Linked DNA regions of Homo sapiens: region 1 is linked to region 2. Evidence: chromatin loops called from intact Hi-C (ENCODE). Cell type or tissue: adrenal gland. All regions are shown on one strand. Each heading gives the region's core, and the rest is flanking DNA. Links, peaks and the distances in the headings are about the cores only.

What was found. A loop is a pair of places that touch in the nucleus more often than their neighbours do. Peaks named below come from ENCODE experiments on the same cell type or tissue, not always from the same donor. Only the 100,000 strongest peaks of a DNase experiment are listed, where the experiment ranks them.
Region 1: a loop joins it to region 2, with 4 times the contacts of the local background. A loop is called at or near these places in 93 of 110 quality-filtered maps.

What each region holds. Positions count from the first base shown.
Region 1 is chr3:192,797,886-192,810,813 of GRCh38, reverse strand. It overlaps MB21D2 (Mab-21 domain containing 2), which reads left to right. Exons shown (of 2, transcript NM_178496.4): 2 at 11,164-12,928. The coding sequence ends at 12,428. Among named protein-coding and RNA genes, the nearest start is that of FGF12, 77 kb to the right of the region's middle. In adrenal gland, for the core only: a CTCF peak has its summit at 7,656 (motif pointing right); no DNase peak of the experiment used is centred there.
Region 2 is chr3:193,565,573-193,578,500 of GRCh38, reverse strand. It overlaps a transcript of ATP13A4 not described here. Among named protein-coding and RNA genes, the nearest start is that of ATP13A4, 17 kb to the right of the region's middle. In adrenal gland, for the core only: a CTCF peak has its summit at 5,930 (motif pointing right); a DNase peak (open chromatin) is centred at 5,790.

The DNA.
Region 1 (12,928 bases), core at 2,920-10,919, 770 kb after region 2:
GTTTAGATATGAGAATGGTGGTTATACTTAAAAAGTCTTTAGACAAATGTCTGTGTCTAATTGAGAAAGTGATGTTTATGGGTAAAATGATAGGTTGTCTGGGATTTACCTTAACATATTATGCCAAAAAAATGGGATAAATGAAATAAGAATGGCAAACATAATTGTTGAAGTTAGGTGATGGATACATGGGAATTTATTTTACTATTATATCTACTATTGTATATGTTTGAAAATTTCTAAAGTAAACAGTAAAACAAGTTAGTAAACTCGTCTAAAGTAAGACAGGGTCTTCTTTGACTAGCCAGTGATAGTTTGTAAGTCCTTTAGAGGAGGCTTCTTTATATAAATTGGGATCATTTTAAAGCTAGTTTAGCAAATTCGATAGTTTGTAAGTCCTTTAGAGGAGGCTTCTTTATATAAATTGGGATCATTTTAAAGCTAGTTTAGCAAATTCAAATGTGTAATGTAGATCACCGATTCAAGGTCTCTTTTACATGGATAGTGACACCTTTTTTTAGGGTGCTTGTTACAAGGAGCATTATCTCTTATCACAGTTTGATGGATACCAGTTTTTGTTTTTAGAGAAGACACAGAATTCTTTCTTCATGTCCCAGTGTACCCGATAAGGGTTTTGTACAGAGACAAAATGTGACTGTAATAGGTACTGCTGTGTCTGTAAAGGGAAAAGACTTTCTTCCATTAGAGTTCAATAAAAGTTTCTGGCCTTGTGGTTAGTATGTTTTTGGCAGTCATGTTCCTGGCTACCTCCACCTGTCTCCTCAACCTAGTAGTATAAACTTAGGGGATATGACCTTCAAATTAAGGCTCTGATGTTGGGTTAAAATAACAAATTAGACTACGCATCTGAATATGTGGGAATATTTTCAGAGTTTGTTCTGGGAGCCTGAAAGAATTTCAGGGATGCTGTTGTGATTAAAACACTTGTGGAATGTTCTCTGAAAGTTGTCCAAGAGCTAAGTGTGCAACACAGATGCACACGCACACGTGTGCACCCACATAGCTGTGTGTCTCAGCACTAAGTATCTTTTTATAATGTCATCTATAATCGTCTCTTTCCTATGATCCTTGACCCATTTGCTCATATACTTTATTCCCCAGAGATGACTAAAGTCAGTTTTTAATCTGCTCTAGAAATCTGTTTACTCCAAAATAGAATTTGTTCCATTTTTGGATGGAGAAATAAATTTCTACTTACTGTTTCCTATACAGTTTATGTGGCAGTTCCAAAGGCCCAAGGTATTACATTGTTTATTCTCTCCTAGGAAAGCCCATTTAATGCAGGAAAGCAGCATAGGATCAACTTGAATTTGGATCCCAGGTCAGCTATCATGGCCATAAACAATTTATTTGGCTGCTATTTTTCTTAATTTCCTTATCTGTAAAATGGGGACACTAGGCTGGGCATGGTGGCTCACGCCTGTAATCCCAGCACTTTGGGAGGCCTAGGCAAGGCGGATCACGAGGTCAAAAGATCCAGACCATCCTGGCCAATACGGTGAAACCCCATCTCTACTAAAAATACAAAAATTAGCCAGATGTGGTGATGCGTGCCTGTAGTTCCAGCTACTCGGGAGGCTGAGACAGGAGAATTGCTTGAGCCAGGGAGATGGAGGTTGCAGTGAGCCAAGATTGTGCCACTGCACTCCAGCCTGGGGACAGAGCGAGACTCCATGTCAAAAAAAAAGGGAAGGGGGACACTATTGCCCACTTGAAAGGGCCAAGAAGATTGAACGAGATGACACAGGTAAGCATTTGGCCTGTGCCGTAGTGCATGGTAGTGGCATGAATGTTTGTGCCCTTCTCAGAGAGTCCTTGTCATGAGATGTATGTACTTCAAATGTGTACTATAAACTCAGCTCTTCTTTTGCTGTTATGTGTGTCATTGCTGGTGCTAGTTATCTCTTTGTAAAACTGGTGAAGTCGGCTGGAGGATGTGACAGCAGCAGGGCTGCAGTTTACAAATGACATAGAGTAGGCCAGATGAGAAGGAAGGGCAGCATCCAGCCTTTGGGCGTAATGCTCAGATTATGGTCTTCTTACAGCCACTGTGACTGGGCCCACACTGGATGGTCATAGGTGGCTATAGAAGTCTACGTTATAGTTGTCTGTCTTAAGTAGTAGGTTCTTGGGATGGGCAGCCACCTCGGAAGACATCTATACTGAGACTCCATCCCTGCTGAAGATTCTGATTGATCCTCTCTTGGGATAGGAAAGGTACTGCCTCCACAGGCAGCATTGCTAGAAAATTCTGCCGGATGGATGACTTTACAACATTACACTGAAAACTTCTCTCTATATGTTCTGCTTAGTGAAACCATGTAGGCAAATTCCATTTCTTCTGTACTAGCACAGCTTATCAGATATTTGAAGATGGCTCTCATAGCCTTTTTGAATTTTCCATTTTTCAGGCTAAATAATTTTCACTCCTCTTCTTCCTCTTGTGCATTTTGGCTAGGACCTTATTCATTTCATTCAGTGCTATTATCTCAATTTCTAATCATATGTTGATTCGTGTGTGATTATCTGATTAGTGTGGGAGCTGTTCATGCAGCATATCACAGATTCCCAGTTCTCCCAGCATGTGGTAGAATCGTGCTTTCTTTCATGGGTGAGGGTGGGACCATGTGACTAGTTTTGACCAATGATTTGTGTATGAAAATGATGTATGTCATTTGCATGCCAGAGCATTTAACTGCCAAAAAGAGAATGCCCAGAGCCTTCTTTTCCTCCAGCAGAGTGACTGTGAAGTTCCTTCTAGACATGGCTTGCTCTACCCATCTGGGTCCTAAGTTAAGGAAAGAAAAGCGCCCCCAATCCCTCCCGCCCCACTCACCCTTGATGGTCATCTAGTGTGAATGAAAAATAAAACTTGGTTGTTTTGAGTCACTGAGATATTAGCTTTGTTACTCAGCATAACTTCACCTGTCCTGATTGATAGAATTAACATTTGGCTTTCTCACTAAATCATCAGCATTATGCAGTGGGGGTGGTGTATGTTTCTCTTCACCTTTGTCTCTTCAGTGTCTAGCACAGCACTGGCTCATAGGAGACGCTCATACTTACTGTGTGAATAAGTAAAATCTGAGTTTTGAATCCTGTCTTTATCCTTGTTGCAATTTCTTAGACTTGGCCTACTTCATTATTTTTCTTCCAAAATGTAGACTTCCCCCCTTCTCCTCCCCAATTAAACACAGCTTTCCAGTTTCGGAGTAATTAAGTAGTTGACATATACATCTCAACGTGAGAAAGGAATGGAAACCGGACCCAGCTGGGTCCTGGGCAAAGGGTCAGTGATGGGGTACAGTTGACTTCATTCAGAGCATCTCCATCACAAGCTTATGGGTTCTTGGGAAGATCAGGAGAGCATTAATGTGGTCATCCCTGATATATTTCTGTATCCTTATGTAGCTGTTTAACACCATTACTCTTGCTCTTCACTTTTTTTTTTTTTTTTTGGCCTTTCAAGAATGAGCCTTCAGAAGTGAACACTGTCCTTGTAAATTGTCAGTCTGTAACTTTTGTACCCTATTGTGACTTTGGGAAGCTGCTAGGTAGGGCTAATAAGACTCTCTATTGGGTCTTGCCAGTAAGTTCTGAATGGCAAAAACCATGAGTTCTTAAACTATCCTAAGTACTGAAAAGAAAGGTCGGGATTTATTTGATGGGAAAAAATATATTGATAATATATCGATATGTGTATGCATGTGCCAACAAACCCTGTTCACTGATTACCAACTAAGCACAAAACTACACACTAAGAAATTTGTTGTGCATTTTCTCATTTTATTCCTGTGGCCACCCAACAAACTTGTACCAGTTGTTATTCTACAATTTTGTTTAAGGAAACCAAGGCCCACAGTGGTTGATGTTGGTCATAAATGAATTGGACTCGAATCCAGGTCTAACTCATGTTCATTCTGTTTAAAATAGCTTAGTAGACTTTGACAAAGCCCACCAATTTTTAAGACCTTCAGTTTTAATTTTTAAGAAGGAAAATAATGGAAGATTAGAGAGGCATTTTTCTCTTCCCATCTTTTAGATGATTAGTAAACATATGCTGACAGGCTTTCATATTATATTGTAGGGCAAATTCCATAATCCTAGGTTACGGTTAATGAGGTATTCAGGTTGATTGAAAGAAATGGTATACATAAAAAGCGGGTGCCTTCTAATCTAAAGTCTGTACTAGCAATGCAGCAAAAGAATGTTGACCACAAGGAGGTTATAGATGTCACCTAAGATAGGATCTTTCATTTGTGACGCCTTTTCGTGAGTTACTGTGCCAGATGCTTCACGGTTGACCCTTGAACAACACAGGTTTGAGCTGCACAGGTCCACTTATAGGTGGCTATTTTTCAATCAAATACAGATTGAAAATATACTATTTGCAGGATATGAAACCCACTTATACAGAGGACCAACTTGTTGTGTAAGTGGATTCCACAAGGTCAGCTATGGGACTTGAGTATGGACACATTTCAGCATATGTAGGAGCTCCTGGGACCAAGGGACGATTGTGTATTGTTGTCTTGTTTAGGAAGAAAGATACACCATGAACACAGCCCACAATGACAGTAGATGTCGAAAGTGCTAATTTAGTTCAGGTCAAGACCCTCCACTAGGATGTACAGGTTGTTCATTCCATGGGGTACCTGGGTGAGAGGACAAGAAAGAGCTAGAATCCAGCCTGCCCTCTGCCTGCCACCCTGTGTGTCGTGCCACACGATGGCATTCACTCAGAGGAAGCAGCCTTGACTAGCAGCAGTCTTGGTACAGCCAGGGGAGAGAATACTTCATTCATTTCCCTTCATCTAACATGTTTTGTGTGCCTTGCATGTGCTAGAGGCTTTAAATAGATTATCTTGTTTAATTAAATCTTTAAAATAACTCCGTGGAATCTGTGTTTATTTGCTCTTCCAGTTTATGTGTGGTAGGAAAAGGGAAGAACATATGGGGAACATGAGCTAAATATCTACGATGCGCTTAGACACTTCATAGCAATCCTGTAAGGGTGGGTTTTTATATGCGTTTACTTACTTTTCATCAATTTGTTTGTTTTTTAATAGATAAGGAATTGGAAACTCAGAGAGGTTAAGTAATTTGTTAGCCTCACTTGAATAGTAAATGACAAGCCCAGGATCCAAGCCCAAGCCTATGTTGAGTCCAGTGTTCTTGCGTACATATCAGTGTCAAAATGGGGAAATACTAAGAAAGACTCCTTTGGAGTGACATCTTTTAAATCAGCCCTGTTACTATATATATATTCTGGTCAATAGGGCATTACCATTACCATACGTGAATTAATCAGTCTTCTAAAAAAATAAAATTATATGCAGTTGTCTCAAATTATGCAAAATAAAGCAGACTCTTTGACATATAAAACATATTATCCTAATTGTGAGTACTAATAACTCAGAATATTATTGAAAAACTGGAAAGCTCCGTTTTTGTCTTCTGTATTTCCAGGGTCTTACAGTCTATTTGGGAATACTAATGGCTCTATCAAGGCAGACCAGGCCCATTCTTCTTTATGATAAATGTGGATGGTCAGACATGTTCTGCCAGTTGTCCCAGGTCCCACTAAAGATTTGACCAATAAAAATGAAAAACTGGCACATTGCCCTGAGACCTCTGCTACTTCCCTCTTAAGCCATTGTGCATTGTCATGGGGAGATCAGGACATATGTGTTATTCTGGTCTTTGCGCAAATGTTGGAATGCAACAATGCTGGTAATCTGTCACTAAGGCCGTATGACCCCACATGAGTGATTTCTCCTCTTGGAACCAGTTTTTTCTTCAGATAGATGATTTCTGGGCATGAACGAGGAAAGGCCTAAAATCTTTTCCAACTGGGGTCATTAAGAATTTCATGGATTAGTGACTTTCTTAGAAAAAGGTGGCTATGCCCACATCTCAGACGTTCCTCAGAATGTCAGGTAAGCTTGACAAAAATACTTCCACCCTGGAAACATAAACCATAATATTTTTATAGGAAGGTTTTATATTGTTTATTGTCAACCAAGGAGACTTACCCTAGGGGATGCATCAGAATGAAAGAAGGACTTTGTCAACATCATCACACCGTGTACCCTTCCTGCCATTAAAACCCACTGCTGGAATAAGGCACTGTTTGTTACTGGTATGTGCTACATGAGTTGGAGCTAAAAAAGGAAACTCTTTTATATGAAACAATGACTATTACTGAGATATTCAGGCATATAGTCAAAGGTATATAAAAAGATAAAATTTATCTAATTTTGTAACTTTAATTATAAGACATAAAAATTTTACTTCTTTTATAAACCTTTCTCCCTTCAACATATGTAAGTGTGTGTGTGTGTGTGTGTGTGTGTGTGTGTGTGTATCTGTTTTAAAGAAGTCTATACAGGTACTATTTTGACTTACCTACTTAGTATTTCTTGAACTCTCTGAGTTTTCACAGACTTACTGGGGTGGGGTTGTAAAGACAACAAGAAATCATACTTAGTTTTTGTGCTCTAGTATTAGCAATCTGGCATTATATGTTTGCATGATGAAGGTTTGCAGTTTCAATTTAGTGGAATATGATATAGTTTTATTCACTAGAACATAAGTCAGGGACAGAGTTCCATTTTTCACTTGATATTCTAAAGATAATCAGTAAATAACTGAAAGCATGACGTGAAACACATTCCTTAAACTTAGGACCTGAGTATCTATATAAAAGGGTACTATTAAGATATTCTTAAGTAAAAACTCTGAAATATATCAAAACCAAGAAACAGTGAATTACAGGAAAAGAGGTTGAGTGGCAGTTTTACTTAAGAACAAGCATATGCCAGTGCCTCCATGAAAAGAAGAGACCCACCCAAGGGAATAGCTATCCTCTATCCTTCCTTTTTTGTTTTGCTGCTAACAAGCTCAGTGGTGTATGTGCATCTTCCTTCTGTTCCCACTCATAGCTTTGGATAATCTAACAGCTAAACAGCCAGAGTCACTAGATCTTATCCTCCAGTAATTACACAGAAAACCTCGGATCATTGCAGAGATGGCACTTGTTGGAACTGATCCCTACAGCCAAAGCGTACAGTTGAAAATTTTCCCTCCTCTGTCTTTTTCCCTTCCAGCCCTGTGTTTTGGTTGCATGGCAACCCATCTGCCATGATAGCTGATGTCAGCTCATTTTCACTTAAACTTAGCCCAGGAAAGTTTTCAAGGAAGACATTTGGGCTTGTATAACGCTGGGGAAGGCTCGAGTTCTGTTACCATATCGTTTGTAAAATTGCAGACTAATGGGCTCAGGGAGGCTAAATGGAAATGTGGATGTAGGAAGGGATTAGCTTCTGGAACAGTGTGGCCTTAGGGACTTTGTTTCTTATAGGGGCTTAGTAAATGTGTGTCTGCAATACTCTTTCTGCTACTAAAGGGCTTTCTTCACTTTAAAAGGAATAAGAAGTGTTCAAAATTACCCTATCTCCTGAATATTAGAATTTAGCCAAATACTTGATGTTGACTCCTTTGAATAAAGGGTCAACATTTTAACGAGATGCATAAGCATCATTGAGAGGAAAGAGAACCTTTTATCATTGGCAGGAATTTTCTAGTGTGTATATTGACAAGTGAAAACAGGTTAAAACTTCTTAAATCCAGCAGAGGGCAGAAGGGAGTTTTAGCTATGGCTTACCCAAGACTCTCCAAACAAGATTGTAACAATCCAAGGCAAAATTCAGTGGCACTTTTGTAGACAAATTATCTCCAGGTTGTTAATGCACAAGTTACCCTGATTATATAGACGAGTCTTAGTTGGTGGGCTCAAAGCCAGTTTGCTTCTGTCCAGGACAAAAGCATATATAGGATTTTGAGTTAGTTACGCCTAAGAGGAGACAACAGTGTGTACTCAAATAACAATATCACTTTAATAGATTCAGATCTTATTTACTAACCACAACACAGCATTTCACAGTACTTCTCACGTATATTTATGGTATTCTGAATGGTAGAATGAAAGGATGTTTGAAATAATGAAGAGTAAACGATTTCATTATCAAATATATCTCACTGAAACTGACTGTTCCAACATGTGAGTTCATAAAATAATGAAAATGATTTTCACAACCTAATCTGGAATCTGAGAAATCAATTTTATCCTTTAAAGCAATAACCAAAACGTGGGATGGTAGTATTTCTTTACATGGCAAAGATGAGGTTAATATTAAAACATAATGACATTTGAGAAATGGATCTTTGTCTTGGCATTTATAAGAACTTTCAATCCGGATTAAGTTTGGCTTTAAAAAAGAAAACACTTTAAAAAGGAAAAACATATTTTCCATGCTGAAGACGGTTTTTGTTTGGGTAGTAGGTAGTATCTTCTGTTTTGCTTGGATAGTATTTAGTGTAGTATGTTGGGTTTCTCAGGACGCAGCCTCTGAAATGGAGTTAGGATGTTTATGAAGCAGCACCCTTGGGATCTACACCTGTCGAAGTGGGGAAGGAAGCAGGTTCAAGTAGGAGAAGCTGAGCTTCCCTGCAGGCGCATCATTCGCCACAGCCAACCCCACTGGGAACTCAGAGTTTGAGTGGCCCTTCAGAGTATCCTGAGCTGGGACACTCCCACACCGATCAGTTATTGGATGTGCACCTGCAACCCCCATCCCAGCCACAGGACCTGACCTGGCTAAGACAGCCCTTTGCAGCTGAGACAATCCTTAAGGGCTAGCATTTAAGCAGCTGGAAGTCCTTTATTGAAGAGGGACCTGGATGCCGTATCACAGTGCAGATAGTGTGAGAAACAGCCAAGAAGTCAGGTTTGTTGGATGTTCTTTCTGATGAATTGTTGACACTATAATGTTGGCTAACTTACGGTTTTAAAAAGAAAATGATAACTTGCCATATTTCTGTGTGTAAAGAATTGTACTAAATAAAAGACTTTTTCATGGTTAATGTGGTTTGGAAAATAGGATTTTAAAGAGCATATTTTAATAAATGAGCGTTAAATTTTAAAGTATAATTGTCTTAGTTCATTCAGGCTGTTATGTCAAAGTACCTAAACTGAGTAGCTTATAAACAGCAGGGATTTATTTCTCACCATTCTGGATGTCAAGAAAGCCAAGATCAAGGTGCCTGCAGATTCATTGTCTGGTGAGGGACAGCTTCCTGGTTCATAGATGGCTGTCTTCTCACTGTGTCCTCACATGGCAGAAGGGGTAAAGAAGCGCTCTGAGGTTTCTTTTATAAGGGTACCAATCCCACTCATGAGGGTTCCACTCTCACGCCTGATCACCTACCACAGGCCCCAGCTCCTAATACTATCACATTGAAAGTTGGGATTTCAACATGTGAGTGGGAGTCACGAACGTTCAGAGTATAACAATAATAGTAAGAAAACACAGGCATATGGTTTATTTGATTTGGGATTGTCCTATGAAGAGCAAACTATGAATTATAATGAATAATGGAATATTATAATACTTTGTGGTAGGTCTTGATCTTTGGGGAAACACTGTTAAATAAATCACAGGATGACGCTGGTAGTTTGTCAGAGAATCAAGCGTAAGCAAGTATATAATGAAGGAGGGAAAATGTATATGTTGTTTATGGAACAGTCATTTAAGTCTAGCCTTTAAGAATTTATGTTAATTCCATCTATTAATGCTATCTACCTATTAATTTCATGCATTTTTTCCCTTATCATTTAGTCATAGCTTGAATTATGTTCCTACTGCATGCACGGAGTCTTCTATACCTGCTTAATACATGAGACATGGTTCTCAAAAGGACCCACAATCTCTTAAAAAATCACATTTGTTAATATCATCGCCAATTTAATCAGAAACGTATACAATTCGAGAAGATGTCACGCTCATGGTGCGGAGTTTTCTAAATTTAATTTTCCCTTAGAAATTTCAGCTTTATCATTGGCAATAAATATTGTCAGTAGTTTCCTTGAAGCCAGGCTCATTTTGTTCATTTCTGAAGAAAATGTCTACCAAATACCCAAATCTAAATAGCCATAGTTTTCTGTTGTTCTTTAAAGTAAAAATGGCGTTCCATGAACAAAGAGGCTAGTTCAGCTCACAACTCAGTTACGTGAGTGCTTTTCCTGAAGACAGATTTCCTATTTCAGTATGAGGAAGACGGGTTTTATGGTTATTTCCATTTCATCACACAGACTATTAGGAAGATAGTCTTTCTAATGGCTCAGAGGTTGAGATTCAATAAAATAACTTATTTTTCTTCTCCATCAAGGATTTTCTTAAGTAAAACTGGGTTTTTTAAAAAAAAATTGCTAATGCATGTCAGTGGTAAAGAACCTACTGACTGCTAGTACAGTTTGGCATCAGTGTCTTTGCTGCTAAGGCACTGGCAATATTATCCTCCCTTGTTTCTGTGCCATTAGTACAATGGCAACACAGTAAAAAAGTCAGACAAGACTGGGCGTGGTAGCTCATGCCTGTAATCCCAGCACTTGGGGGAAGCCGAGGTAGGAGAATTGCTTGAGGCCAGGAATTTTAGACCAGCCTGGGCAACATAGCAAGACCCTGTCTCTTAAAAAAAAAGTCAAACAGTGTGTTAGTATTATTATAAAGAGAGTTATGAACTCATTACCCCTGAAAGTGTCTCCAGCCCACACTGAGAACCGCTGGTACAAAGAAGAGTGTAAGCGCAAAGAGCCTGGGGAAAGAAAACCGCTTAGGCAATAGATAAAAAAGGCCGAACTTCATATGATGGCAGGAGAGATGGAGAACAGGGAAGGAAGTGAGAAACCCTGGCAGAGGTTCCATGGAAAAGATTTGGCAGTAGAAGGGCAGCAAAGAGTTGAAATGTACTGAGGTTTTCAGTCTGCATAACTGAGTGGATGGCAATTCCATTAACTGAGATGATGACTGGGGGAAGAGGGGCCCTGTTTTATTATTGAAAACGATACTGCTTTTCACACTGAGAGAGAAAAATCTATCATAATTCTTGCATTTGGAAAAGGGTGGATTCTAGCACTAGTGAGAAAGTACTGTTGGCCAGGTCTCTGCAGCAGCCTGAGATTTGATTTAGTACTGATAATGAGTTTTGGTTCTTGGAACATCAGAGCATTCTGTTTCATGCATAAGACTCTTATGTCTGTGTTTCCTGTAATAGTGTTGTTTTTTTCTTCTTTATTTCCAGGAATGGTGCAAAAGCTGGACCAAAAGCTTCCAGTGGCTAATGAATACCTGTTGCTCTCTGGAGGTGTCCGGGAAGGCGTGGTGGACCTGGACTTAGATGAGCTTAATGTCTATGCCCGGGGTACTGACTATGATATGGACTTTACCCTCTTGGTGCCAGCCCTCAAGCTGCATGACCGTAATCAGCCTGTGACACTCGACATGCGCCACTCAGCCTTGTGCCACTCTTGGCTGAGCCTTCGGCTCTTTGATGAGGGGACAATCAGTAAATGGAAAGACTGCTGCACCATTGTAGATCACATCAATGGTGCCACCAACTACTTCTTCTCACCTACCAAAGTGGCTGACTGGTTCTATGACTCTATCAGCATTGTCCTATCAGAAATACAGAAGAAACCCCAGCGAGGGATGCCAAAGGTAGAAAAGGTGGAAAAAAATGGGACCATCATCTCCATCATTCTGGGTGTAGGGAGTAGTCGCATGTTGTATGATATTGTCCCTGTGGTATCTTTCAAAGGTTGGCCTGCAGTGGCCCAGAGCTGGCTCATGGAGAACCACTTTTGGGATGGGAAGATTACTGAGGAAGAGGTCATCAGTGGGTTTTACTTGGTGCCTGCTTGCTCCTACAAGGGTAAGAAGGACAATGAATGGCGGCTGTCCTTTGCCAGGAGCGAGGTGCAGTTGAAGAAGTGCATCTCCAGCAGCCTCATGCAGGCCTATCAGGCCTGCAAAGCCATCATCATTAAACTGCTGTCCCGGCCCAAGGCTATTAGCCCCTATCACCTGCGGAGCATGATGCTCTGGGCCTGCGACAGACTTCCTGCCAACTACTTGGCTCAAGAAGACTATGCAGCCCACTTTTTGCTGGGCCTCATCGATGACCTGCAACACTGTCTGGTCAACAAGATGTGCCCCAATTATTTCATCCCTCAGTGCAACATGCTGGAACATCTGTCTGAGGAGACAGTCATGCTTCACGCCCGGAAGCTGTCCTCTGTGCGCTCAGACCCGGCAGAGCACTTGCGCACCGCCATTGAGCATGTCAAGGCAGCCAACCGGCTGACACTGGAGCTCCAGAGGCGAGGTAGCACCACCAGCATCCCCTCTCCACAGTCTGACGGAGGGGACCCCAACCAGCCTGATGACCGTTTGGCAAAAAAACTGCAGCAGCTAGTGACTGAGAACCCGGGAAAGTCAATCTCTGTCTTTATCAATCCTGACGATGTCACAAGGCCCCATTTCAGAATTGATGACAAATTTTTCTGAGTGTTAGCTGACTTTTTTTTTTCCTGATTCTTAAACTCTGATAATGTGTCGTGTGGTTTGTGATGCTATCTTTCTGTTTTTTACATATCCAGCCTAGATTGGATTTGTTAAGAACAAATTTTAAGTTTCCTGGTTCTGCAGGATGGTGCAGGCTCTGAAACAGTATATTACTATTTCATATTCTGCCTCTGATTTCGTTGTTTACTTTTTGTAGTTATTGTCATGCTCTTTAGTTTGTTGGAGTTTTTTTTCTTTTTAAGGAGATCTTAAGCCATAGATGAAAATGCCCATGAATCCTCTTGCTTTTTTCTGTTTCATACTTGGTGCAAATTTGTTCATGGGTATGGGGAAACAAATCTCTTTCTGATGCTTAACGATTCTATCCTATTATTTTTATTATTTTGTTTTTGTCTTTTTTCTTATGAGCTTTCACCACTACTGATATTTGAGAATCATATGAACCTGGGAACTACTTGGCATGTTAGCTGGATTTATTTATT
Region 2 (12,928 bases), core at 2,901-10,900:
AATCACCACACTCTCTATAATGGGAGAATGACCTAATTTTATTTTTCATACTGAGAGAACCACCAAAATGGCAGCAGTTGCTTCCCAGAAACCAACTAAGTGAAGGTGTAGAGTTAAAATTAAGTCTATTTAAATAAATGCAATAGATAGATAGATAGATATAGATATAGATATAGATATAGATATAGATATAGATATAGATATTTCTGAGATGGAGTCTCACTCTGTTGCACAGGCTAGAGTGCAATGGTGTGATCTTGGCTCACTGCAACCTCCGTCTCCTCGGTTCAAGTAATGCTCCTGCCTCAGCCTCCCGAGTAGTTGGGATTACAGCACACACCATCATACCTGGCTACTTTTTGTATTTTTAGTAGATACAGGGTTTCACCATGTTGGCCAGGCTGGTCTTGAACTCCTGACCTCAAGTGATCCACCCGCCTCAGCCTCCCAAGTGCTGGGATTATAAGAGTGAGCCACCGCACCTAGCCCAAGAAATGCAATATTTATTATGCACTTGAGTTTGCAGTCTGAAAGTTGAGAATTTACTCCATTAAAACATATTCTCTATTCAGAGAGAATGAAAGAGATTGAAGTGTTTTTAATTTTCAGAACTGTTTCATGGAAGTGTTAATAAAGCCTCACTGTTTGAAAGCACTGGAAGAAAAGGTTATCATGAGATACAGTCTTCTGTATGTTAGATTGCAACATAGAGATCTATTTGATAAAGGGTGGACTTGAAAATGAGTCCTACTTCATCAGCAAAGAAGTCTCCAGAATGACTGTGCTCTTGCACTCACCCTCCTGGTGCCTCAGGACTACAGGTTTAGAGCTTCCAGTTCCACTATAGCACAGTGTAGACAGTATGGTTTCCTAATAAAAAGTTTTCAGCAAAATGTAGTACAAATGCAATGTTAATTGTATACATTGTGTAATACAAATACAAAATACAATGTTCCATTTTGTACTTATATAAGTTCAGAGCAATGTATTCATTTTCTCAAGATCACAAAGTAGGTTCGTGGTATTGTTAGGTGTTCTGTGAGTTTTGAGCTGGATTTTAAAGGATGAATGTGAGATTTAGATAAAGAGAAGGTGAAAAGGCATCTCAGAAGAAAGAATGGTAAGAGTAAAGGTGCAGAAGAAAGAAAACCATTTGCCAAGTATACTTAGGGCTCAATAAGCAAATCATTTGCCTGGATAAGTAGTGGGAGTGACGACTGGAATATAGGTCCAGAACAGATCACAGAGTGCTTTGAATGATGTCAAATTATGTTTGGATTTGTTTTGAAAGCTAATTTATGCATAACTTCTTTGAAGGAAAGCACCATAATCCAAATAGGAAGTTACTCTACCAGTGGATGTGGTGTTGGTTATAGGTGGAAGACTAAAACCAGGAGGCCTCTTAGGAGGGCAATGTATTTATCCAAGTGTATTTTGACTTGGATTACTATTATGGAGTCAACAATGACCCTGAGGTTCTGAGCTTACGTGGCTGAGTTTTCACTCTCTCATGTTAAGGCTGAAAGATATTTATATGTTTTCAAAATGAAACTTTGAGGTCCTGCTTCTTTTTGCTTATTTGGAAGCATCCATTCTATCTTGATTGCTAGAACATTCAGGCTTCCTTTATTCCAGCAGTGTCTGTGCCAGTGGTGGAGGCACCGATATCTTCATGGACGATTCTGTAGAATGCTTTTATGAGTTGTTTTTTTCTGCTTAGCCTCCAGGTCGGGTTCTTCAACCCTTCCAGAGATTCTATGAGCTGCCCAGTATTACCTAATACATTCCTTTTCTGCTCAATTTCCCCAGAGTTAGTTTCTGTTACTTGCAATTAAGAACTTTAACTGATTAGTTTTTCTTATTTGATGCCGTAACCCAGAGGTTAATTAGAATCACCCTCTTCCCAATAATTTACATAAGATTGATTCAAGGCCGGGCGCGGTGGCTCACGCCTGTAATCCCAGCACTCTGGGAGGCCGAGGCGGGTGGATCATGAGGTCAGGAGATCGAGACCATCCTGGCTAACAGGGTGAAACCCCGTCTCTACTAAAAATACAAAAAATTAGCCGGGCGCGGTGGCGGGCGCCTGTAGTCCCAGCTACTCGGGAGGCTGAGGCAGGAGAATGGCGTGAACCCGGGAAGCGGAGCTTGCAGTGAGCCGAGATTGCACCACTGCAGTCCGCAGTCCGGCCTGGGCGACAGAGCGAGACTCCGTCTCAAAAAAAAAAAAAAAAAAAAAAAAAAAAAAAAAGATTGATTCAAGCCACATTCCATGGATCGTGGAAAGTCTAATGTCTTCTTCAAGATTCCTGTACATTCTGCAGGGGGCTTAGGCTCTCATGGACACCTTTGATTCAGATCTTTGGCTTCCTCTAAATCAGGATTCCTCAATCTTGGCACTATTGACATTTTAGGCTGGAAAATTCTTCCTTGCGGATGGCTAGCCTGTGCACTGCAGGATTCTTGACAGCATCCCTGGCTTCTGCCCACTTGGTGCCAGTTGCTGTCCTTCTTCCCTGCCCCATCCCAGTCCCCGTCCCAGTCAAGACAATCAAAAGTGCCTTAGGAAATTACCAGGTATTCCTTGGGGGACAAAATCACTTCTGGTTGAAAATCACTATGTCTAAATTAATTCAGTTTAGGAAATGGCATCTGTTATCCTTCTTCTCTACCAAGTCAACCTATGAGTGGAACTCAGATACTTAAAAAAACTTCCACCTAAATTTAAAAACAAAACAAAAATGTCACAAAAGTTATCTATACTGGTAGCAAACTTTGTGGAAATTTTGGAGAAATAGAGATTTTTCAGGTATTGTAGTAATTAATTAGAAAAACTGCACCAGGGACTGCTAATCTAATAGAGATTTTCCTGATGGATATACAATCAGCATCAAATTTGTTAGATGCCCGTGTTTTTAAAAAGTCTTTCAGTTATTTTTGAAACTTGATCTCTGTTCCCTGGCCACGTTTCTCACTTCTCCTCCATTGCTCTTCCCTTATTTCTACTTGCTTCTGTATTCTCTGCTCTTTCCTACCTCCAAATTCCTGTGCAATTCAAATTCAAAGTGGTTTGATTATATCTTTTATTTCTCTTTGTCAACTCATCCCCTAGGGTCTCACCTTCTACTCCTAATGGGCTTTTCAAAGTATTTTCCTATACAGAAAAGCCTCCTCCTCCATAGTAATTCTAGAAACTTCTATGATGATAGTTAAAGTTTAATATGGCTGCAGTTCTCACTATAGCTCCTCTTATATAGCCACAAGGATAGTACTAACCCCTTTTACAGGAAGGAAACTTCCAATTATCTATTGCTGCATGACTAACAACCCAAAACTTAGTGGCTTAGAACAACAACCATTTTATTATATCTCTCTTCAAATGGTATATCCACATGGCTAGCTTGGGCTTCCTCACAGCAGACCATTCTCAGACTAGTTCACTTTTGACAAAGTGGACTCCTAGAGAAAGTATTCCAAGTGACAGGAAGTGGAAGCTGCCAGTGTCTTAAGATCTGAGCCTTAAATGTCACTGGTGCCATATTCTACTGGTCAGAGTAGTCACAGAGGCTTCCAGATTCAAGGGGATGTGTGGTCATCTTTATTTTACCATAGTCTGCCCACTGGCTACAAATTAATCACATTACTCCTGCATGCAAATTACCCTCTTGCTTCATACTCACCAACCACCCCTCTCCCCACACACACTCCTTTTCAACACACACGTTTTGTCCCATTACAGAATCAGACTCAGGCTTGAGATCTAGGTTTTTTGTTTTGTTTGTTTTTTGATGGAGTCTCACTCTGTCACCCAGGCTGGAATGCAGTGGTGTAATCTTGGCTCACTGCAACCTCCCTGCCCCAGGTTCAAGTGATTCTCCTGACTCAGCCTCGCAAGTAGCTAGGATTACAGGTGCATGCCACACCCACCTGATTTTTGTGTTTTTATTACAGACAGGGTTTCACCATGTTGGCCAGGCTGGCCTTGAACTCCTGACCTCAAGTGATCTGTCCACCTTGACCTCCCAAAGTGCTGGGATTACAGGAGTGAGCCACTGTGCCTGGCTGAGATCTAGGTTTTTGACGGACAGAGAACTACAAAAAGAGCTTAAGACAGCTTGGTGTTCCAAAATTTAAGGAAAAAGTGTTTCAAGAAGAGAGTGATCAGTAGGGTCAAAGATCAAGTACCAGGAACTGCAAAGAGGAGAGCTTGAGATGTGGCCAACAGAAAGCTTGTGTTCCCTACTTTCCTTCCTTCACTACGGGTGGTGATGCCGGAGGCAGACATCTTATCTGTTTCTTTTTTATATGTAATTTTCTTTTTCTGATTATATAAAACTTGTTTCTGAAATTTGGAAAATATGGAAAATTAGTTAAAAAGAAGAAATGATGCATAGATAATCATTAAAACTTTTTTAGAATGAATTTCTCTATTCTTTATATAAACATGTATGCATATATGCACATATATACATGTCTGTATGTAGATTAGTTCCTGTTTACTCTCCTCCCTCCCCTCATCATTCAACCACCCACAAGGCCTTTCTATGTGCATTCAGGGTAAGGTTATAGCAGGAATGCAAAGAGAAAGAAATAAAACAATTATTAGCACTTAACTTTTCTAAATCGATTTTTGAAGTTTCTGGAAGAGACCTTACCCAGAGAAAAAGGATTTTGAATTTTAAAGTCTGACTTTTGTGTACAAAGGCTAAATTTTATTTTATAAATAATCGATTTTGGAAGAATGAATGATATAAGAGCTGGGATTTGATAAAATTCCACAGCTGAGCTAGGAGAGATTTGGTAAGTGTGACTGGATTTGGGTGCTGCTGTAAATCTCAGAGATGATCTCACACCTTGTGGAATGCTAGAAGTCCTAGAGTGGTGGGGATGGGAACCTCGAGTGGAGAAAAACTATACTGTGATTCCTGGGGAAACCTGAGAAGGCAGGGAAGGAGGTTCACAGAGGAGCCCCTCATGCCAGCCTGTTGCAGCGGCAGTGAGAAGAAATGGGCAAGGCCACACTCCCAATTGCCTGTGGCCCAGGAGCCTTGGGAAGGTGCTCCAGAGAGTCATTTGTCACCAGATGGTGAAGGGCTGAGATAAGGCTGAGATAAAAGTCCTGGTGGGACCACAGATGTGTGTCTCAGATGCTGCTAGCATAGTAGATACAAATTATATATATATATATATATGTATATATATATATATGTGTATATATATATATGTATATATATATATATGGCTGTGGTATTCGTTAAAGTTCATCTGTGGTATTCCTTAAAGTTTTATATATTAATCTGTGGTATTTCTTAAAGTTTTGGTCACACTGTTTAGAGTTTTGCTAAACATTATATCATGAACATTTAAACCATGTCGGTGATCTCGGCTCACTGCAAGCTCCACCTCCCAGACTCAAACCATCCTCCCACCTCAGCCCTTACTCCCCTCCCCCCAACCCCTGCCCCCCACCCCGAGTAACTGGGACCACAGGTGTGCACACCATGCCCAGCTAATTTTTGTAATTTTTTTTTTTTTTGTAAAGAAGGTGTTTCACCATATTGCGCAGGTTGGTCTCGAACTCCTGAGCTCAAGTGATCTGCCCAGTTCAGCCTCCCAAAGTGCTAGAATTACAGGCGTGAGTCACACTGCACCTGGCCTATACACATTTGTAAGGCTTCCTATTCACATGTCAAACTGCCCTCCTGCCCTTTACATTCCCATCAGCTGGTTCCATCACGTGCATGTACTAACGTCTTCAGGGACCACTCAGCGGTGCATAGTTTCTGGGTATATGAACAAACTGGAGTACGATTCTAGTAGATCAGAGGCTCTGAGAATGTCTCCACTCTTGTCCAGACCTTGAAACATCAAGTGACTGAAGCTTGCAGGCTGTCCTTTGCCACTAAACGCAGATTGAATGTTAAGACACTAGGGGGCAGAGGCGTCCCACTAAACCGAGGATGTTCTGTTCGTTTTTTAAACCTAAACTGGTTCATACCATCCATCTAGATCCAAATTCGCACATTGCTATCATGGAGTATTCAATTATTTTAACAAATTAATAAACAAAGGCAAGACTGCTGTAAGTTTAAAATAGGTAGTTCTCAATTACTGTAACAAACATTCTATTCCCACTGCTTTTTTAAAACCTGAACTTTTTATATTACAATAGTTTTAGAGTTACAGAAAAATTATGAAGATAGGATAGAGAGTTCCCATATACCCCAAACAAAGTCAGTTTCCCCTATTTTTTTAGACAGGGTCTTATTGTGTCCCCCAGATTGGAGTGCAGTGGCATGATCTCGGCTCACTGCAACCTCTGCCTCTGGAGCTCAGGCAATCCTCCCACTTTAGCCTCCCGAGTAGCTGGGACTACAGGCATGTGTTGCCTGGCTATTATTATTATTTTGTATGTTTTGTAGAGGCGGGGTTTTGCCATGTTGCTGAGGCTGGTCTTGAACTCCTGGCCCAAGCCATCTGCCTGCTTGGGCGGCTTCCTGTTTTGTTAACATCTTACATTAGTATGGTGCATTTATTACAACAAGTAAACCAAGACTGATGTGTTAGTATTAACTAAAGTCTAAAGTCCATAACTCAGTTTTCTTTAGTTTTACCTAACGTCCTTTTTATTATTATTATTATTTTATTTCACAGGCCTAATGTCCTTTTCATGTACCAGGATTCCATTCAAGATACCACATTAGATTGATGCGTTATGTCTCCTTAGGCTCACCTAGACCATGACATTTCCTCAGATTCTCCTTGTTTGTGCCGACCTTGACAGCTTTGAGGGGTATTACGTGTTTTATAAAATGCCCTTCAATTGGGGTTTGTCTGATGTTTTTCTCATGGATAGACAGGAGTTGTAGGTTTTTGGGAGGAAGACTGTAAGAGGTAAAGTGCCATGCTTATCACACCATGTTGTCAGCATGACATATCAATTTTGAAATTAACCTTCATCACCTGACTGAGCAATATTTGGTAGGTTTCTCCACTGTAAAGTTACTTCCTCCTCACCCCTCATACTGTACACTGTGGAAGGAAGTCACTACCAGCAGCCAATGTTAAGGAGTGAATAGTTATGTAGCCCTTTCTGAGGAGCCCTGTGTGCATAAGTTATCTGGAATTCTGTACGGAAGATTTATCTATTCTCCCCATTTATTTATTCAATTGTTTATTTGTATCTCTCTTTGAACTCATGGATATTTCTTTTTTTTTTTTTGAGACAAGGTCTTGCTTTGTCACCCAGGCTGGAGTGCAGTAACGCAATCTCGGCTCACTGGCAACCTCCACCTCCCAGGTTCAAACAATTCTCCTGCCTCAGCCTCTTGAATAGGTGGGATCACAGGCCCACGCCACCATGCCCGGCTAATTTTTGTATTTTTAGTAGAGACGGGGTTTTGCCATGTTGGCCAGGCTGGTTTCGAACTCCTGACCTCAGTTGACCCACCCGCCTTGGCTTCCCAAAGTGCTGGGATTACAGGCATGAGCTACCACACCTGGCCAGATACTTATTTTCTACTTTGCTTTTACAACCATGTCTGGCCAAATTTTACACCCCTTTAATAATAATAATAGCTACCAATTATTGGGAATTTATATATACACTGTGCTAAGCATTGTATATATGTCATCTCATTTAATATTAGCAACCATCCTCATGGGAGATATTATTATCCTTTGGTCCCATATGATGAGCCTGAAGCTTGTAGAGATAAATAATTTCCCCTGACCACACAACTGGTACACAGGATGCAAGCTCTGGTCTGTGAGAATTCAGAGCCTGTGGGTTTCACCGCTATGACACTGCCTCCCTGCTTTACTCAAGAATAGGATATGCTAAGAGGCTGAGTTTAATTGTATGAGGAAAAAATAAAGATAAAGACTGTGGTGGTATTAGGCCTCTATTCCAGTCCTTTATCCTTCCCTTCTGTTCACTGTCACCCTGATAGTTTCCCCTTCTGATTTGTCAATGATAAAATAAAAAATTCAATAAAAATGCATTGAGATTTTGCTAGTATATAATTTATAATTAGCATGTCATACATGGTTCTAATGATAAATAATTAAGAAATAAAATACTTTTCCTGACAAGAAATAACCTATAAATCATGTTAAGACATAGGAAAACAACAATTTAGGCATATATTATGTGGCTTACTAAGCAAACATATTTTTTTGAGACAGAGTCTCAATCTATTGCCCAGGCTTGAGTGCAGTGGTGCAATTACACAATCACAGCTCACTGCAGCCTCGACCTCCTGGGCTCAAGCAATCCTCCCAGCTCAGTCTCCTGAGTAGCCGGAATTACAGGTGTGTGCCACCACGCCTGGCTAATTTTTAATTTTTTTGTTTTGTTTTGTTTTAGATAGAAGGTCTTGCTTTGTTGCCCAGGCTTTTCTCAGACTCCTGGGCTCAAGTGATCCTCCTGCCTCAGCCTCCCAAAGTGCTGGGATTACAGGCATGAGCCACCGCACCCTGCTGGCAAAGCATATTTGTATGCGTAATTTTTAAAAAATAAACTCTCCATTTTTGAATAGTTTTAGGTTTATTGAAAGATTGTGATGATAGCATAGAGAGTTCTCATATACCCCGCACCCGATTTCCCTCATTGTTAATATCTTACATTAATATGGTTTATTTATCACAATTAAGTAACCAGTACTGGCTGGGTGAAGTGGTTCATACCTGTAATCCCAGCACTTTGGGAGCCTGCGGTGGGAGGATTGCTTGAGCTCAGGAGTTCAAGACCAGCTTGGAAACGTAGCAAGACCCTGTCAGCACACACACAAAATTTTTTTTTTAATTAGCTGAGCGTGGTGGCGTGCATCTGTCGTTCCAGTTACTTGGGAGGCTGAGATGGGAGGACTGCTTGAGCCCGGGAGGTTGAGGATGCAGTGAGCTATTGTTGCCTGGGTGACAGAGCGAGACCCTCTCTCAAAACAAAAAACAAAAAACAAAAACAAAAACAACAACAAAAAAACCAAACCAAAACAAAAACCCAATACTGCTATGTTGCTATTAACTAGAGTTGATAATTTATTCAAAATTCCTTAGTTTTTATCTGATGCTTTTTATCCTGTCCAGGATCTCACCCAGGATACTAAGTTGCATTTAGTTGTCATTTCTCCTTAGGCTCATCTTGGCTGTGACAGTTTCTCAAACTTCTTTTGTTTTTGATGACCTTGTCAATTTTAAGGACTACTAGACTGGTATTTTGTACCACGTCCCTTTATTGGGATTTGTCGAACATTTTTCTCACTATTAGACTAGAATTCTGGGCTTTTGGGAAGAAGTGCACAGAGGCAAAATGCCATTCCTATCACATTATATTAAGGATAACACACTCTCAGCATGACTTGCCACTGTGGATGTTGACCTTGATCACCTGGCTGGCTGACATAGTGTCAGTCAAATCTCTCCACTGTAAAGCTTCTCTTTTCCTTCTTTTCTATACTATACTCTTTAGAAGGAAATCACTATGAATAGCCCACAGTTAGCAAGCGTGTAGTATCTACATAAATTGTTTGAATTCTTCTGCATGAGAGATTTATCTCTTCTCGCCCATTTGTTTATTTATTCTATAACTTATTTGTATCAGTGTGGATTCACAAATATTTATTTTATACTTTGGGTTATAAAACAATACTGATATTATTTTGTTGCTCAAATGGTTCCAACTTTGGCCATTGGGAGCTCCTTCAGTTTCTCTTGTACCCATTTGACCCATCCTCATTAATTTTTTTAAGCACTTTTTTATGTTCTGGCACTACAAGAGGCTCATCTTGTATATTTGTGTCCCCAGTCCTAGATTCAGCCATTTTTCCAAGGAGCTTTTGTTCCTTTTATTGGAGAATGGCATTAGAAACAAAGATCTGGGTGCTAGGTTTATGTATACTCATGTTATCATTTATGAACAATTTTTATTCTTTCAACAGTCCTTAAAGTTATTAGTCCTATTTTGTAGGTGAACAACCTTCACAGCCTCGCACATGCTCTCCTAGCCCATTCTAGAGCCTGGCTTTAAGTCCAGGTTATGGGAGGCTACAAATCCATGCTCCTTTCAATGTGCCTAGAAATAATGGCTAAAGTGGAAGAGAAGTGTCTGTTTTTTACTGCAATTAGATGAAAGCTTTTGCATTTAGTTCCATTTTTTTCCCCTAGAGAAAGTGGCAGCTTTTTTCCTGGAATCAACTGTTTGCCAAAGTTCTTTGGTAGTTAAAAGAAAGTGGTGGTGCTTGGCTGGGCACGGTGGCTCATGCCTGTAATCCCAGCACTTTGGGAGTCTGAGGCAGGCAGATCACCTGAGGTCAGGAGTTTGAGACCAGCCTGGCCAACATGGTGAAAACCCGTCTCTACTAAAAATACAAAAAATTAGCCGGGTGTGGTGGCATGTGCCTGTAATCCCAGCTACTCAGGAGGCTGAGGCAGGAGAATCGCTTGAACCCGGGAGACGGAGGTTGCAGTGAGCCGAGACTGCGCCATTGCACTCCAGTCTGGGCAATAAGAGTGAAACTCCGTCTAAAAAAAAAAGAAAAGAAAAGAAAAGAAAGAAAGTGGTGGTGCTTCAGGTGGCTGTGTTTTACCAAAGGCACAACCATGCAGGTCTATTCTGGCTCACGGGTCAGAAGAAGGGGAGTCTGTTTGGAGGCACCTCCAGGCAGGCTTTAAACAGAACCAGGGACAATTAGATTTGGGAGAGACAGGGGCTGGTGGGGAGGAAAGAAACCAAGGATATCACTGAGATAAAAAATCCTGGAAGAAGAAAACATCCTGGTGGAGAAGAGAAAACCTAACACATGGTAGCTAAACTTCCATTTCTAAGGACAGTGCAGGGAGTTTGGTGGGTCCTTAATGAGGATTCATTTCTTGGCACCAAGTGACCATAGGTTGCTTTATTTGCATATTTTCTGTAAATTGGAGGAAATTTAAACTCTCTTACATTTCTGGGTCCTCTTCTTTGGAAATAATATTAATTCGTATCCATGGACTGCATCGGAGAGATTGTGATGCTCTTGAGGATGAGCAGGACACTTGGGCTCTAGCAGAAATTAAGCAGAACTTAACTACATGATGCTATAGCAAAATATATTTTTAATACATTTACTTTTTCTGATTATAACATTAAAGCATGTTTATTGTGGAAAACTGAATGACAGAGACAGGGGAATAAAGTAAAGAATTCTCCCTCAGAGATATTCACTGTCAGGGTTTTGTCGTATCTCTGTCTCTTTGTTTTCTTTTTTGGTTTATGCATCCATGGATAATATCAGGCTCATTTTTTATATAAAAATATGCATATCTTGTTTTTCATTTAATATTTAATTATCATTTTCAAATATTAAACATTCCTGAATATTCTGATATTTAATGGTTGCATAATATTCTATTATATGGACATAATTCAATTTGAACAATGCTGTGATAAATTTTTGTACCCAATTTGAATAAATCTGAGATGATTCACAAGAGAATTCTAAAAGTGGGATAAAGTGGTAATAACGAAAGTATCTGTTTTATAGAGTTGAAGATAGGAAAATAAGATGAGTTAACAACAGTGTTTGGTTCATGGCAAACATTCATGTTAGGTATGATTATTATACATATAATCTCTTTGATAAATATTAACAGATAATCTTCCAGAAAACTTGTTTTCATTTTTAACATATGTGTGCCATCAAATATTTTAGTAGTAACTGAAAATATTGTTAACCACAACATTAGGCTTTGTGGGTGACATTTGGGGTCAGAGACAGGGCCTTGACCAAAAGGACTGAAGATGTTAGCAAGAGACCTTCCAAAAAGTAAGTGAAAGGGGTGAGGAATGTAGTGGAAAGGAATGGTGAGGCAACTGTTACCACTGGATCTAATGGAAGTGTGACCAGGGCTCATGCTCCAATAGTGTGTGTATGAGTTTGTGTTTGCGTATATGTGTGATGTTTTAGGGATAGAGGGAAAGGGGTGCCAGGCTCTTGTGATGCCTAACATGTTCCAGGGGTTGAGAGGCCCCAGCAAAGAAGGTTCCGGGCTGCATACCCAGGAGCAGTCACAGATTCTTGAGGACAGAATATAGGGCCAATAGGTCACTGGTACACTGAGTAAGGAGGCAGGCCAGCTGCTGCTTGGACATATGAAATGTTCAGATCTGGGGAAGGTATAAGCTGGAGACCATCTGTTCTATCATAGGGGCTAAAAAGATCAAAGCAAAGAAAAACCTGGAGATCCAAATTTAAGGATAATTACTGAGGTATTAAATTCAATACGGGAAAGTGGAATTTAGGGAGGTAGCAAAAAGAGTAGGTTAGGAGAACAAGGGCAGGTCCATTACCCCAGGAGAACCATTGTCTAAAATGTATCTGAATTATCTAGGGAGAAAGAAAGCCCTTTGGCCTTCTCCTGGCAGTAGCCGCACAGGTTCGTGAGTTGAGGACTTGGGCACTGCATTCTATATCTATCAATTTTACCTACTACCTCTCATGATGCTCATGATAGTCTCATGGCCTGGCATTAATGGAGCACTTAACTCTGTGCTGAGCAGAAACAAGCAATATCACAATAATAAACAATATCACAAGAGTAGGACAATAATATCAGTTCCATTAAACAGATTAGTCAACTGAGGCTCAGAGCAGTGGAATGGTGCGTTCAACATCACATAGTGAGATAGCAAGAAACAGGAAATGAATATGTTTCTCACGACCTGTTTTTAAATACTTAACCACTTAATAGTGTTTGGTCTGCAAGCCCCCTGGCTGTCAGATTCCAGCAGATTGCTGGCTGGGGAAGGAGCTCTCTGCAGGGGAACTGAGAGCAGGGACATGAGGAAAGCAGGGACATCTCATGGCTAGACTGGGACCACTGGGTGGAAATAGGACCTGTCAATCTCAAAATCTCCTTCTAATGCCAAGATTACCTGGCTCTCATTTTC